Linked DNA regions of Homo sapiens: all the other regions are linked to region 2. Evidence: chromatin contacts called from ENCODE Hi-C or POLR2A ChIA-PET data. All regions are on one chromosome and are shown on one strand. Each heading gives the region's core, a stretch centred on a gene start or an enhancer-like site at or near the end of the contact. The rest is flanking DNA. Distances are from core to core; before and after follow the strand shown. Region 1 has its middle 57 kb from the start of RAPH1. Region 2 has its middle 170 kb from the start of ICOS. Region 3 overlaps PARD3B (par-3 family cell polarity regulator beta).

Region 1 (4,176 bases), core at 1,031-3,530, 520 kb after region 2:
TGAAGGGACATGGAAAAAGGCTACTTTATTTTTGGCCTCTCCTAAGAAAGTTAGAGGTGGCCAGCAGATAGGACATGGTACCCTTCACCTTCAACAGGCAAGGATTAACCAGGCATCCTTTGGGTAAAAGTCACATAAACTCATTAACAATGGCTTATGCAAAAAGAGAATGCATTAATTATGCAGTAATTAAAATGTCCTGAAGTTAGTGTTAGCAATTCCATTTCTGCATATATCCCTAGACCTGCATGAAGATGTCAATGACAGCATTGTTCATGGTAGTCGGAGCTTTACTGAACCTAGGAGCTCTAGCCACAGTTGGGCCAATGGGTTATATACAGTAGTGTGGTGAGAACTTTAAAACACAGTACTGGGTTAAAAACAAAAAAAAAGAATCTTAGTGAAATCTATAATATAATGCCATTTGTATTACCTTTTTAATTTAAATTTATATTAAAAACACATATATACACAAAACGATGCCAATATATGTTATTGGGTATGTATGTATCTTTGAAAAATACATAAACACATTTAAGTGGTGCCTGTAGTAACAGGAGAATGAGAGAGGGAATGCTGGATGAAGAACAGTAATTTTTTAAGTGAATGTTGTCTTTTACACACCAAGTAGTGATGTATGTCAAGAACTGAGGAGTATGATTTACTCAGCTCCGTGCACCATTGGTCCAAGACTTCTAAAAATAAAAAATAAAGGCTGGGCGCGGTGGCTCACGCCTGTACTCCCAGCACTTTGGGAGGCCAAGGCAGACGGATCACGAGGTCAGGAGATCGAGACCATCCTGGCTAACACGGTGAAACCTCGTCTCTACTAAAAATATCAAACATTAGCTGGGCGTGTTGGCGGGTGCCTGTAATCCCAGCTACTCGGGGGGCTGAGGCAAGAGAATGGCGTGAACCCGGGAGGTGGAGCTTGCAGTGAGCCGAGATCCAGCTGCTGCACTCCAGCCTGGGGAAGTGAGACTCCGTCTCAATAAATAAATAATAAAAAAATTAAAAGAAAACAGATCCCTGAGTCTTTTTTTTTCCATCAATGTAATCATGAATCAGGTGGACTCTGTTTCTGTCTCTCAACTCACTTCTCTCTGAATTGGCTTCTTTCTCCAGCAAGCTCTTACCACGTGAAGGGAAAGACAATTCTGGACACAACAAGTATGCATAATGTTTACAGTTCATGATCTCAGGAAGAGAAAGACTTTTGCCATTCCTAACCCTCTACAGACAAGGACTCTGCTTGGCCCTGCTTGAGTCATGTGCCCACCTCCAGACCCATCACCGTCACCTGGAAACAGGTTGTCCTAATTGGTCAGCCTGCACATACACCTACTTTTGCAATGGGGGAGGCAAGGCCCTTTGATTGGCAGCCCCACTAGTGGATGCCACCTCCCAGCTACAGTAAGGCACCTTTAGCACAGTTCCAGGGTTAAAGAAGCCCTAAGCAGTCCCAATTCAGAGATAACTTTACTCTGACAAAAGCTTGTTTATTAATCAGGCAGGACCCTATAAAGTGCAGTCAGGAAATGGCTTTATTTTCTTTTTCTGCCGTGCTTGTGCTTCAGACTTGCTCTGTCCAATCTCTTTTTCCTGACCCCAGACAATATCTTGAGCAAACTCTGTAACTTTTCCAGTGCTTTTCACTTTTGTAATAATCTTATTTCAAGATACTACATGGGACCAGGTACAGTGGCTCACACCTGTAATCCCAGCACTTTGGGAGGCCGAGGCAGGCAGATCACTTGATGTCAGGAGTTTAAGACCAGCCTGGTCAACATAATGAACCTCATCTCTACTAAAAATACAAAAATTAGTCAGGCATGATGGCACACACCCGTAGTCCCAACTACTTGGGAGGCTGAGGCAGGAGGATTGTTTGAACCCAGGAGATGGAGGTTGCATTGAGCCGAGATGGCACCACTGCACTCCAGCCTGGGTGACAGAGTAAGGCTCCATCTCAACAAACAAACAAACAAACAAACAAAAAACAAAAAACAAAAAAAAGATACTATACAGGTTCAGCCTTCTTTAATATCCAAACTTCACTCTTTCTTCTTCTTCAAGTCTTCCTCTCTTACATTCCAGGTCAGGTCTTACTGGGTCCCAGTAACCTGCAGTAGGGAAGTGGAGCATGTTCTTATTCCAGTCACACCCCAGTTACTCTGTGGTTTGTTGTTCCTCCCCAGTGAGGGATAGAGGAGAAAGGAGAAGTAAAAAGCAAAAGGTTCTTCATTATTTAGCTGGTGCTGTTTTCTTTGGATGTTGGTATGTTCTGTGGGACCCATGTTCAAATGCCAGCTGACTCACTCTTGAAGGGAGCTTATGTGTGTTTTTTAGAAAAACCCTCAACCTCCACTGGGGATCTCCAACACTTTCCTTTTTTTCTCAGATGGAAAATATACTCCCCTGGTGACCACTAATGATTCTCCCCTAGCTCTGGGTCAGAAAATAATGCACCACACAGATAGTATTGTTGGGCAAGGTGTTTTAAAAATGGTTGTATCTTCCACAGTGTGCACTCTAGTCTTCAGAAAACACAACACTTACCCTGAGTACTGTAGAATTGTGGCTTACTCCCACTACAATCTTGGCTCTCCTCTTTGCTCTAAGGTGCAGCTCCAGCCAATCCCATGTCTAGACAAGGAACAGACTTCATACTCTATGCTCACAAACTTCAGGGAACAAGGTCAAATTCTCCTAAGACCACACAAAAAAATGTAAATGAATGTTCATAGCAGCATCTTCATAAGAGTCCCAAAGTGGAAAAAATGCAAATGTCCATCAACAGATGCATGGATGAGTAAAATATGGTATATCTTTACAATGAACTATTATTCCACTGTAAAAAAAAGTGAAATACTGATACACGCTACAACATAGGTGAGCCTTGAAAACATTATACTTTTGTTTTGTTTTGGTTTGGTTTTAATTATGGTTTTTGAGACACAGTTTCATTCTGTTGCCCAGTCTGGAGTACAGTGACATGATTTCGGCTCACTGCAACCTCTGCCTCCCGGGTTCAAGTGATTCTTGTGTCTCAGCCTCCCAAGTAACTGGGATTAAAGGTGCATGCCACCATTTTTGTATGCCAGGCTAATTTTTGTATTTTTAGTAGAGACAGGGTTTCGCTATGTTGGCCAGGCTGATCTCAAACTGCTGACCTCAAGTAATCTGCCCACCTTGGCCTTCCAAAGTGCTAGGATTACAGACATGAGCCACCACACCTGGGCTTGAAAACATTGTTCTCAGTGAAAGAAGCCAGACACAAAAAGTCACATGTTGTATGATTCCATTCAAATGAAACATCTAGAACAGACAAATCCATAGAAACAGCAGATTAGTGATTGGCAGTGGCTGGGAGGAGAAATGGGGGGTGACTGCTAATGAGTACAGGGATTCTTTTGGGGATGACAAACGTGTTCTAAAATTAGACAGTGGTGATGGCTGCACAACTCTGAATAGATTTTAAATCACTGAATCACACACCTTAAAAAGGTGAATCTGATGGTACGTGATTATATCTCAATAAAGTTGTTATTTAAAAAAAAATCTGCAAAAGAACTCTCTTGTCTGAGATGGGTGGGGGCCACAGGTTGTGGAAACTGTTTTGGGCACCTGTTAGCCAGACCTGATGTTAGTCTAGATCCTTTCCATGAGATGCGGAGGTACTTGTCCCCTTATCATGCTCTGCTTTGCAGTCTCAAGCTGAGACCACAGAAAATTACCCTCTAGCAATTTTACCTTGGTTCCTTTTCTGGGCTGTCAGGATAATCAAGATGCATATGGTATTCTCACCAACCTCCGTATGGGATACTCACTTCTCAAAATATTCAGCAAAGGAACAAATTCTTGCCCATACAGAAACTATCGCTATCTATTCAAAAGCCAGGGACACTCCACTGCTTTGTGATCTCAGAAATAAAGGCAGGATATTCACTAAAGAATAATGTTTTTTGTTTTGTTTTTTGTTTGTCTTGAAACAGGGTCTTGCCCTCAGACCGAGGCTGGAGTACAGTGGTTTGAACATGGCTCACTGCAGCCTCAACCTTCTGAGTTCAAGAGATCCTCCTGCCTCAGCCTCCCAAGTAGCTGGGACCACAGGCGTGCACCACCATGCCCAGCTAATTTTTTCTTTTTTTTTTTTCAGAGGCAGGGTCTCAACAT
Region 2 (4,192 bases), core at 102-2,601:
CCAATTTTTTTTTTTAAGAGAAAAAAAATCAAAGGGCTGGGACCTTCCTTGGCCCCCTGAAGTTTTAGGGTTTCAGATGCTCAGAGATACAATCTGCACAATTTCTTGGCATCTGTTTTTTCCAGACAGTATATTACCACTATAAAGTAGCCTGAACAGTGGGGTCCTCCCTACTGGGGGCCCACTTCAAAGGCAATGTTTGATGTCCCCTGATGCTGCCTGTGGGTGAAAGCGCAGATTGTTGTGTTTCATTTATTAATTACTTAAAACAGAAAAATAAAAGCCAATTTTCTTCTAAATTTCTCTCTGTCTACTTTGAGTTAACATCCTCCAATCTGGTTTTTGTCATACACGAGTAATTTTAGTTCCAAATACTGGTATGATGTCATTATTTAACACCTTTTTATCTAAGGATATTGGCGTGTCTTGCAAAAGAGTATGTTGCTGCTTTGTCCTCTATTTAGAAAACAAACATTGAGAAACTAAGAGAGACCACTCCACTATTCCAAAATCACACCATACACATAGTTGGAGATAGGAAGAAAGCCCGGATTTCTTATTCAATTTCATCAGAAAAGGAGACGTCTTCCCAGAACACTGGCAACTCTGGAATCCCCCTGAAACCCAAAGAAGAAAAATGTCCCCCTACTTCCTCATGAACCAAATGTTCCACCAAGCTTTACTTAGAATTAGTTATTTCACTCCAAACCCGGTCTGCTTTTTGCTGAATATTTTCTCAAAACTAAAGCCAGTCAACAGAGTTCTCTCTGGTGTGAAGCAAAACAAAAACAATCCAAAGTTTTTATGTTGTCACCAGACAAAAATTTGCTAAGAACAAGCAGAAATGAGGAGTTAATGGATCCCATATGTGGCCACTAACATAGGTTTATGAGATTTTCCAAGAGATTTCTGAAGATTCCTATAGCACAAAGGAAGATCAAACAGCCACTTTCCTGTCAAACAGGGCAAAAAATGCTCCATCCATAGTTCCCCCTGCATTTATTTTGGTAAACCTGGAAAGAAAAGGTGGCTGCAATATCTGCCTTACAGGGAGCTGACCACAACATGTGGTATACTGGAGCAGGAAAGAAGGTCCTTAAAGACGTCACCTGTGTCCTCACAGCACAAGCAGACCTGCCCTTAGAGCCCACTGCTTGGTATGAGATGTAGCCTCTGGGGGAGGGCTGAGCAACGGAGAGGGAGAGCTGGACAATTTTCTTCATCCGGGAAAATTGCACACACACAAAAATAGCTGCTTTCTTCAAATGTCAATCAGCTCCTTCAAGTTTCAAGCTTCACTGAGGGGTCAGAAGAGGCATTTCCTCTACACATATTTCAGTATCACATCGGGACGTTCAGCCACACACAGCTTCCGGCACGGGGGCTGTGGTTGTGTTGGAGTTAACCACACAGGGCACAGGGTGAGGGAGTTGTCGTTGTTGTTCTTGTTTCTGTTGTTGTGATGGAGGCGGGGCAGCTGGTGGGGTTAAAACGGTTTCCATTATTATTATTTTCTTTCCCCCTTTGTGTGCTATGAACTCTGAACTAGACAAATGAGAACTATCTCCCCTGTTATTAGTAGAATGTCTTCTGTGAGCAAATTCCAACCACTAGAATGTCCGTGTGAACTGCAAAGGCAACCACAACAGTTTTGGAAACTGGGGATGATTGTGGGGCTCCTGGACCGCTGCCCTCCGCCCTGCAGCAGGGAAACAGAACACCCTAGACAGGTGGGGAAGGAGTGGATGGGGGTGAGTCTGCAGGAGAGGAAGCCTGGCCGAAATGTGCTTTTGGATAAAATGTCCCGATTAACCAAGAGCACACAAAATGTGCAGACTGGCAGCACAAGGCCTTAAGCACCCGCAAAGCACGCTGAGTCTTTGGGCTGCTCTGTGACAGGGAGATGTGTTTACCCCAGACAAGTTCACCAGTCCGACAGCCGCCTGAGGCCAGTTGGAGAGGAGGTTGAAATGTTCCACAGTGTGAAGAGTCAGCGCGATCTGTAGAGATAATGGAGCATTCGGTTTGACATCCAAAACTGGTGTATCCAGGAGGAGCGGGATTCTTGCTGGGAGGAGAGACAGTAATTGTTTTTAGCAAGACAGATAAGACATTCCGGTTTCTGTAGATTCCTCCCCAACCAGGAAACAACTGCCTCCAATGTCAGTGCTAAATATTGAAATCAAGGTGTGCAAATGCCTCAGCTTCTCTCCACCGCCTGCTGCATGATTACTTTCAAATAAGAATGTCCTTCCTTCTTAATTTTACACTTAGATAGGTAAAAACATCATCAATTTTAGCAGACTGTTTAGTTTTAATCTGATCAAAACAATCATTCACTAAGAACCTTCTAAGAGATTATAGGAAACATTAATTGTGTAGCTGGACTGGGATACGACTGGAGGGAGGCTTGTAAATAAATCCTAGGACTTGAGTCCAAGAAATATAAAAGGAGAGAGAACACAGAAGCTAGTGCAGATAGATGCCTGATGTCTCCTTTTAGGTGAGAGCATAGAAACATGTAGAGCTTGTTTCCTCTGAGGTTAGATACCGTTTAGTCCTTCCTTGGGTATTCCCATTTACGGCTGTGGTCAAGTGAATCAGCCACAGACGTTACTATTACTTAAAAAGAAAACCATTTTCTCTACATTGGTGCTAGTTCCAAATTGTGTCTGTGTGATCGTCCCTCCCTCAGCCATCTCATTTCCAGGGCTGACAAATATTTAGCCTACATAAATACACATTTGGGGAGATCCTACGCCATTTCTCCCTCCTCGTGACCCAACTCGTATTCTTCAAAACATCAAACAAAACAATTCGCAGAATAAAGTTGCCTTCCGAAAGAGGGATTTCCCCCTCCAGTTTCCCTCCCACTTCCACTAGGTCAGTCTGTCTTTCTTCCCTCCTACTCTCCTATACCCCTTCACCCTCCCCAGCAAACTCTGGAAAAACAGTAGTAACTAACATTTGTGCCTTTGGCAATAAAACCACAGGCCTCACAAACCCCAAATGGCAAAAAGACATTTCCATTCCAATCCCAGTTTTAAATTAAACTGTAATGAAAAATCAGCAGTGGCAGCTGGGACCAGAGACACTGATTGTCTCTAGGAACAAAAAGGAGGGGAACAGAGGGGGAGAGGAAAAAGAAAAGAGACTGCAAGGAAGCCTCGCTCTGGTAATAAAGCAGCTGGTAAACCTTCAAGTAAAAAGAAATTAGAAAAACAAATCTAGTGCAGAGACAAGCAAAGATGGCTGTTTTCCTCTACAATCACAGTGAGGCAGACCACAAATCACCCTCCACTTTATGAATGGACAGGAGGGGGTGGGGTGGGAGGGAAGATGAGTGGGCCTGTGCTGACACCTGGAGGAAGATTAGGGAAATTCTCGGGGGGTTGGTCCCACCCCCACATTCCGTGAATGAGTGGGGATTTTGGCTTTCTCAGTGGTCATAGTCAATACTGAGGCTACAAGGAAAAATAAGAAGACCTCATTGCCTTCTTAAAAAATATTTTTAATTGATAAATAATAATTGTACATATTTTTGGTGTACATGTGATACTTTCATACATGTATACAATGTGTAATGATCAAATCAGGGCATTTAGGATATCTAAACCTTAAATTTTTATCATTTCTTTGTGTTGAGAACATTTTAAAACTTCTTTTCTAGGTATTACAAAATATACACTATTTTATTCTTTATCAGAAAAAAAATGCATTGAAGAAACCATTTGACTTCAACATGAGGGTTAGAACAATTCATGTAGCTAAACTGAACCCAACTGCGCAGGCTTAACTTTGATTTTAAAAAATACATGGCACAGGTATCTTCATCAGACATGAGAAAAGAATACAGCATTTGAGTATTTCATTCTATAGTCTTTAAAGCTTGCAAGATTCTGCAGATCTTTCAGCATATAATTTATAAATATTTTCTGATTGGTGGTGATCAGAAATCTAGAAAAAAACCTGTACTAACCTATAAGGACCAAAGATGCTTCCAAGAGGGGAAGCAGTTAAGGATCAAGATAGTGAGTGGACTTAGAGGTAACAGGTAAGAATTAGAGACTGGAAAACCAATAATCCTAAACCTTATTTTGTTCCCAGACCTCTTTAAGAACCTGATAAAATTAGTAAACCCTCTTCTGAAAAAAAAAAAAAAAAAAAAAAAAGATGTACCTAGGAAGACTGC
Region 3 (4,234 bases), core at 2-2,501, 910 kb before region 2:
CATGCACAAATGGTAACTAAGGATGATGATGAATGTGTTGATTTGATTGTGGTAATAAGTACACAATGCATGCACAGATCAAATCATCACCCTGTACATGTATAATTTATACAATTTTTATTTGTAAATTAAATATTTTAAAATAAAATAGAAAAAAGACTGTCTATATCAGGCTTGACTCTGTCTCATCTGGCTCTTCTCTGCCCACCCACTACACTGCAGCCACCCTGGCCTCCTTGGCTCTCTATCTTTCCAAATTCACCCAGACTGCCCTAGTGCCTTTGTACTAGCTGGTCCCTCTGCGTAGAATGTTCTCCCACCTTTCCCTCTACTCTCAGAATAGCCCTGTCATAGTTACTTGCTCTCTATTCCTTTATCCTGTTTCATTTTCTTCATTGCATTGTTACCATCAGAGAGACTCTTGTGCATTTGTTTACATGTATAACTTCTAAGAGCCAGAAGGGAAGTTTCATGAGAACAGAGATCCTATCTATCTTTTCCCAGTTGTATGCTCAGACCCTAGCGTACCGCGGGCTGTATAAATGTTTGTTAAGTTCAAAAAGGAACAGAGGTAGTTGTGACAGGCGTAGGTTAAGCAAGCATGCAGAAATGCAAGTGGGTCTCAACCAGGACACACAGAATTAATGGACAAATCAGAAATACAGGTTGCTGACTCAACTTATTAGGTCAGGTACAAGGCATCTGTGTGTTGAGGGGTCAGAGCATCGTGTTCGGTGGTTGGGGCAAAACATGGAATAGGAGTCAGCCTTGGATGTCAGAACCGGGCTGGTATTAAACCCAGAGAGACGTGTGGTTATTTATGTATCTGCTCAGCAGGAACCCAGACCACCGATACAGCTCCACGTATACAGAAAAACAGATAACATGACATCTCCTTGCTGATTCTCAAGTGAGAGCATAGTTAAACCAAGATAGAGAATCTGGAATTCAGACTGCCCAAGAGAACACTGTGGCACAAATTCTGTCAACAATCCCAGAGTAACACTTCAGAAAGAAAACAACACAAAATTCATTTGTCTAATTGGGACTCACTGTGAGAGACAATTCCTCCAAGATAATAAAACTTAGCCATGATGTTAGTGGTGAGCCATTCAGCACAACCAAAGGGCACTGTGCATGTGTCACACGGTCAGATCTGTAGGAGAAAGGCTGACACTTTTGGCAATGACAGCAGTCCAAACGAAAAACACAGCCACAGCAAGCCCATCTAACGGTTGCTGTGAATCACCCTGATTATGAGTCACAAGCATGCAATCACTGGCATACAGAAACTCCTGACTAATAGCCGTGAGCAGTTTGCCTTTGCTATCTAAGTGCCGCAGACTGAACACACTCTTGCCCGACCTAAAATCGGCATTAATACCTGAATCACAGCCTGGGGAAGCTCAATATTCCACTGCTGGAAAGAAGATAAACAGCAACAATACAAAGATGCAGCCCTTTTTAGTGCCGCTAGTTAAACTGAATGCATTTAATCTTTCTTCTGCATCTAAAATGTCGGTCATCTTCTCTTGGTGGCATGAATGATATGTAAACACTCCTGCAAAAAGCCAGTTTCTTGAAGGCTTTTCCACATACCAAACGGCAAACAGAATAAAAACCATGGTTACACTGAGTATTATAGAACACAAATCATTACAGTGCCAGAGGGCATGCTGTTTATGGTTCCACAACCAGAGAAAACCACATGATCATTAGTTATAGTGCTTACCTATAGGCTTGAAATATACAACTTATTTCTTTTGTTTAAGATATGCATAATCTGCTCTGGAAACAAATGATGTGCTTCATTAATTATTATGGTATGAAGGTATTATAGATCTATGAGGAAATTACCCACATCAATTGGCTTCTTCTAACCTTGGTCTAGCATGACAAGGAATTAAATAATAGTGTCCTACCAAAAAAAGTTGATCAACATATCTGGACAAATGTCCACATAACCACTACCTACATCACTACAACTAGTAAATCCTATCATTTGGGAATAAAAAATTTAAATAGGTATGAGGCACAATCTGGAGGAAGAATAAACTCTTGCAGAAAATAACAGTGAGGCCTGTAATCCCAGCACTTTGGGAGGCTGGGGCATGTGGATCACCTGAGGTGTGGAGTTCGAGACCAGCTTGCCCAACATGGCAAAACCCCATCTCTACTAAAAATACAAAAATTAGCCGGGTGTGGTGGGGGTGCACCTGTAATCCCAACTACTTGGGAGGCTGAGGCAGGAGAATCACTTGTACCCAGGAGGCAGAGGTTGCAGAGAGCCAAGAACGCGCCACTGCACTCCAGCCTGGGCGACAGAAGTGAGGCTCCATCTCAAAAAAAAAAAAAAAAAAAAAAGAAAGAAAGAAAATGATGGTGAGGCATACATGATCATAGCTAATGCATATCAAGAGCTCACCCTGCACTGGGCATTATTCTTAGTGTATTACATGTTTGTTTATATTCACAGAAATCCTAAAGCTTAGGGATGACTATTACCACCATAGCAGCAGTGAAGAAAAGGGAGACCAAGAGTTAAGGGATTTTCTCCTCACCACACACCTAGTATATGGTAGAAACAGGATTCAAACTCAAACAATTTCTTTCAAAAATCTGCACTCCTATCCCCCAAACAGCAAATCAAGTAGATGCTACCAGAGTCAAGATCTGGAGCTGCCGAAGTAAATACACATCTGTTTTTTTAAGGAAAGGCAGTGTAGTCTTAACTCAGCACCTGAATGATTGAGTTCATCCATGCATCCTTTAAAAGAGAAAAGCCTAAAACTCTTAATTATATATAATTCAAGTTGCAGAAGAAATATGACTGCATAGAATCCCCTTTCAGCAAATATTTCCTGGCTGCAGTATTGAATTGGGAGTCCAGCTACAGCCGGAGCTCTGTAATTAGGGTCCTTGGGAACTGCGAACAAGGTCAGACTCATGGTATTCCCAGTTTAAAAAAACAGGGGGATTTGGCGGGGGGTGGGGGGGTACTGCTGCTAAAAATAAAAATAAATACATACATTTAAAAAAGTAGCTTCTTTACCAAAAAAAAAAAAAAAAAAAAAGGTGTGGGCATGAAGAAAGATGCAAACCCAGAGACCAGAGTTACCAGAGGCAACTCCTCAGCCTTCTCTTTCTTCAATTTCCTTTGCTGGAAGGCCAAAGGTGGGGACCTGTCTAAGCAGCATTGCTGCCACGTACAATTATTATTTTAATCGACATTGTGCTGTGTTAATGAGTGCCAACCATGTGCCAGATGGTGTTGAAAACAAAGCCTTCTCTGCAATCCTGCCCAGTGGGATCACCACCTCTCCTCTCTGTGAAAGCGATCACAAATGTGGTAATGAGCTAACTCCGATGCAACCGAACTTCTAATCCCCCCGACACTCTCTGATTGGGCACTGCACCAAGATTTGGCATAGAAAAGGCACCTGGAGTGCTGTCGGATGATCTCTTCAGGGATAATGGACCAGGGAACTGAGCCTGTAATGATTTCATATCAGTTTGTTCAAGTTCAGTTGCTATTAATTGGGTTCAAGTTCAGCTCCAGTTCACACAATCTAAATAAATAGCTGTTGAAACCAGCTTAGTGCCTGGCACAGTATGTATCTTTGTAACTAACAAGAGGCAAGCAAAAGAGAAAGATGTAGAAGGATGCCTTGCATGCCTGTTTTCTGGTGTATACTGTCAGCCTAGTCGACCTGTGGAGTAAGGGGGGAAAACCCAGTGTCCCAGTTTTTTACAATTATCCATGGTTATATTACTTAATGAATGATCGTATTATGAAGAGTTGAGCCCCAAAACAGGTTACATAGTGAAACTTTCACCTAATTCTTGAGATCAGCTGCAGGCAAAACACTGGCTTGAAGTTAGCATGGTCTGGAATCCGGATTTTCTCTTCATCTTCCATCTACCTTGGCAATTCTAAGATGTTAATTCTATTGTAATCTAACTAAAATCTGAAAAAGAAACGTTTTAGACAAATTATTTGCTAAACAGAGAAAAAGAACAATATTGAAGGGGAAAAACTCTATTTAAAAACAGGGCTTTGCATATTTTATGAGAAAAATCAATCCAAAATCTATTTTGTTCTAGCCCATTAAGATTCACTCTAAGTTGGTTTCGCTAGAATGAAATTTAAAATACATTTCTAAAGATCATTTGTAAGAAAATTTGAATGGAAGCATTTCCAATTCAGTGTTGGCCGGCAAATTCCAATTTCTGT

The links. Hi-C counts contacts between places; a loop is a spot of excess contacts on that map. ChIA-PET counts read pairs that join two places held with the same protein, here RNA polymerase II (POLR2A). Pooled maps may share reads with other maps.
Region 1: a loop to region 2 is called in a map with no recorded cell type, with 3 times the contacts of the local background. The contact joins two enhancer-like sites. A Hi-C loop is called at or near these places in 4 of 37 single-sample maps with no recorded cell type and 7 of 50 pooled maps.
Region 3: a loop to region 2 is called in a map of endothelial cell of umbilical vein, with 2.1 times the contacts of the local background. The contact joins two enhancer-like sites. A Hi-C loop is called at or near these places in 1 of 168 maps with a recorded cell type or tissue (endothelial cell of umbilical vein) and 4 of 50 pooled maps. POLR2A ChIA-PET finds 5 or more read pairs at or near these places in 1 of 52 experiments (activated CD4-positive, alpha-beta T cell).

What each region holds. Positions count from the first base shown.
Region 1 is chr2:203,589,900-203,594,075 of GRCh38, reverse strand. No RefSeq gene overlaps it. Among named protein-coding and RNA genes, the nearest start is that of RAPH1, 57 kb to the right of the region's middle. Within about 2 kb of position 2,280, at least 2 of the 41 ENCODE cell types and tissues checked have a DNase peak (open chromatin) inside an H3K27ac peak, as active enhancers do.
Region 2 is chr2:204,107,615-204,111,806 of GRCh38, reverse strand. No RefSeq gene overlaps it. Among named protein-coding and RNA genes, the nearest start is that of ICOS, 170 kb to the right of the region's middle. Within about 2 kb of position 1,351, at least 13 of the 41 ENCODE cell types and tissues checked have a DNase peak (open chromatin) inside an H3K27ac peak, as active enhancers do; they include endothelial cell of umbilical vein, where a contact is called at or near this core.
Region 3 is chr2:205,022,293-205,026,526 of GRCh38, reverse strand. All of the region lies in intron 3 of PARD3B (par-3 family cell polarity regulator beta), which reads right to left. Among named protein-coding and RNA genes, the nearest start is that of PARD3B, 480 kb to the right of the region's middle. Within about 2 kb of position 1,251, at least 11 of the 41 ENCODE cell types and tissues checked have a DNase peak (open chromatin) inside an H3K27ac peak, as active enhancers do; they include endothelial cell of umbilical vein, where a contact is called at or near this core.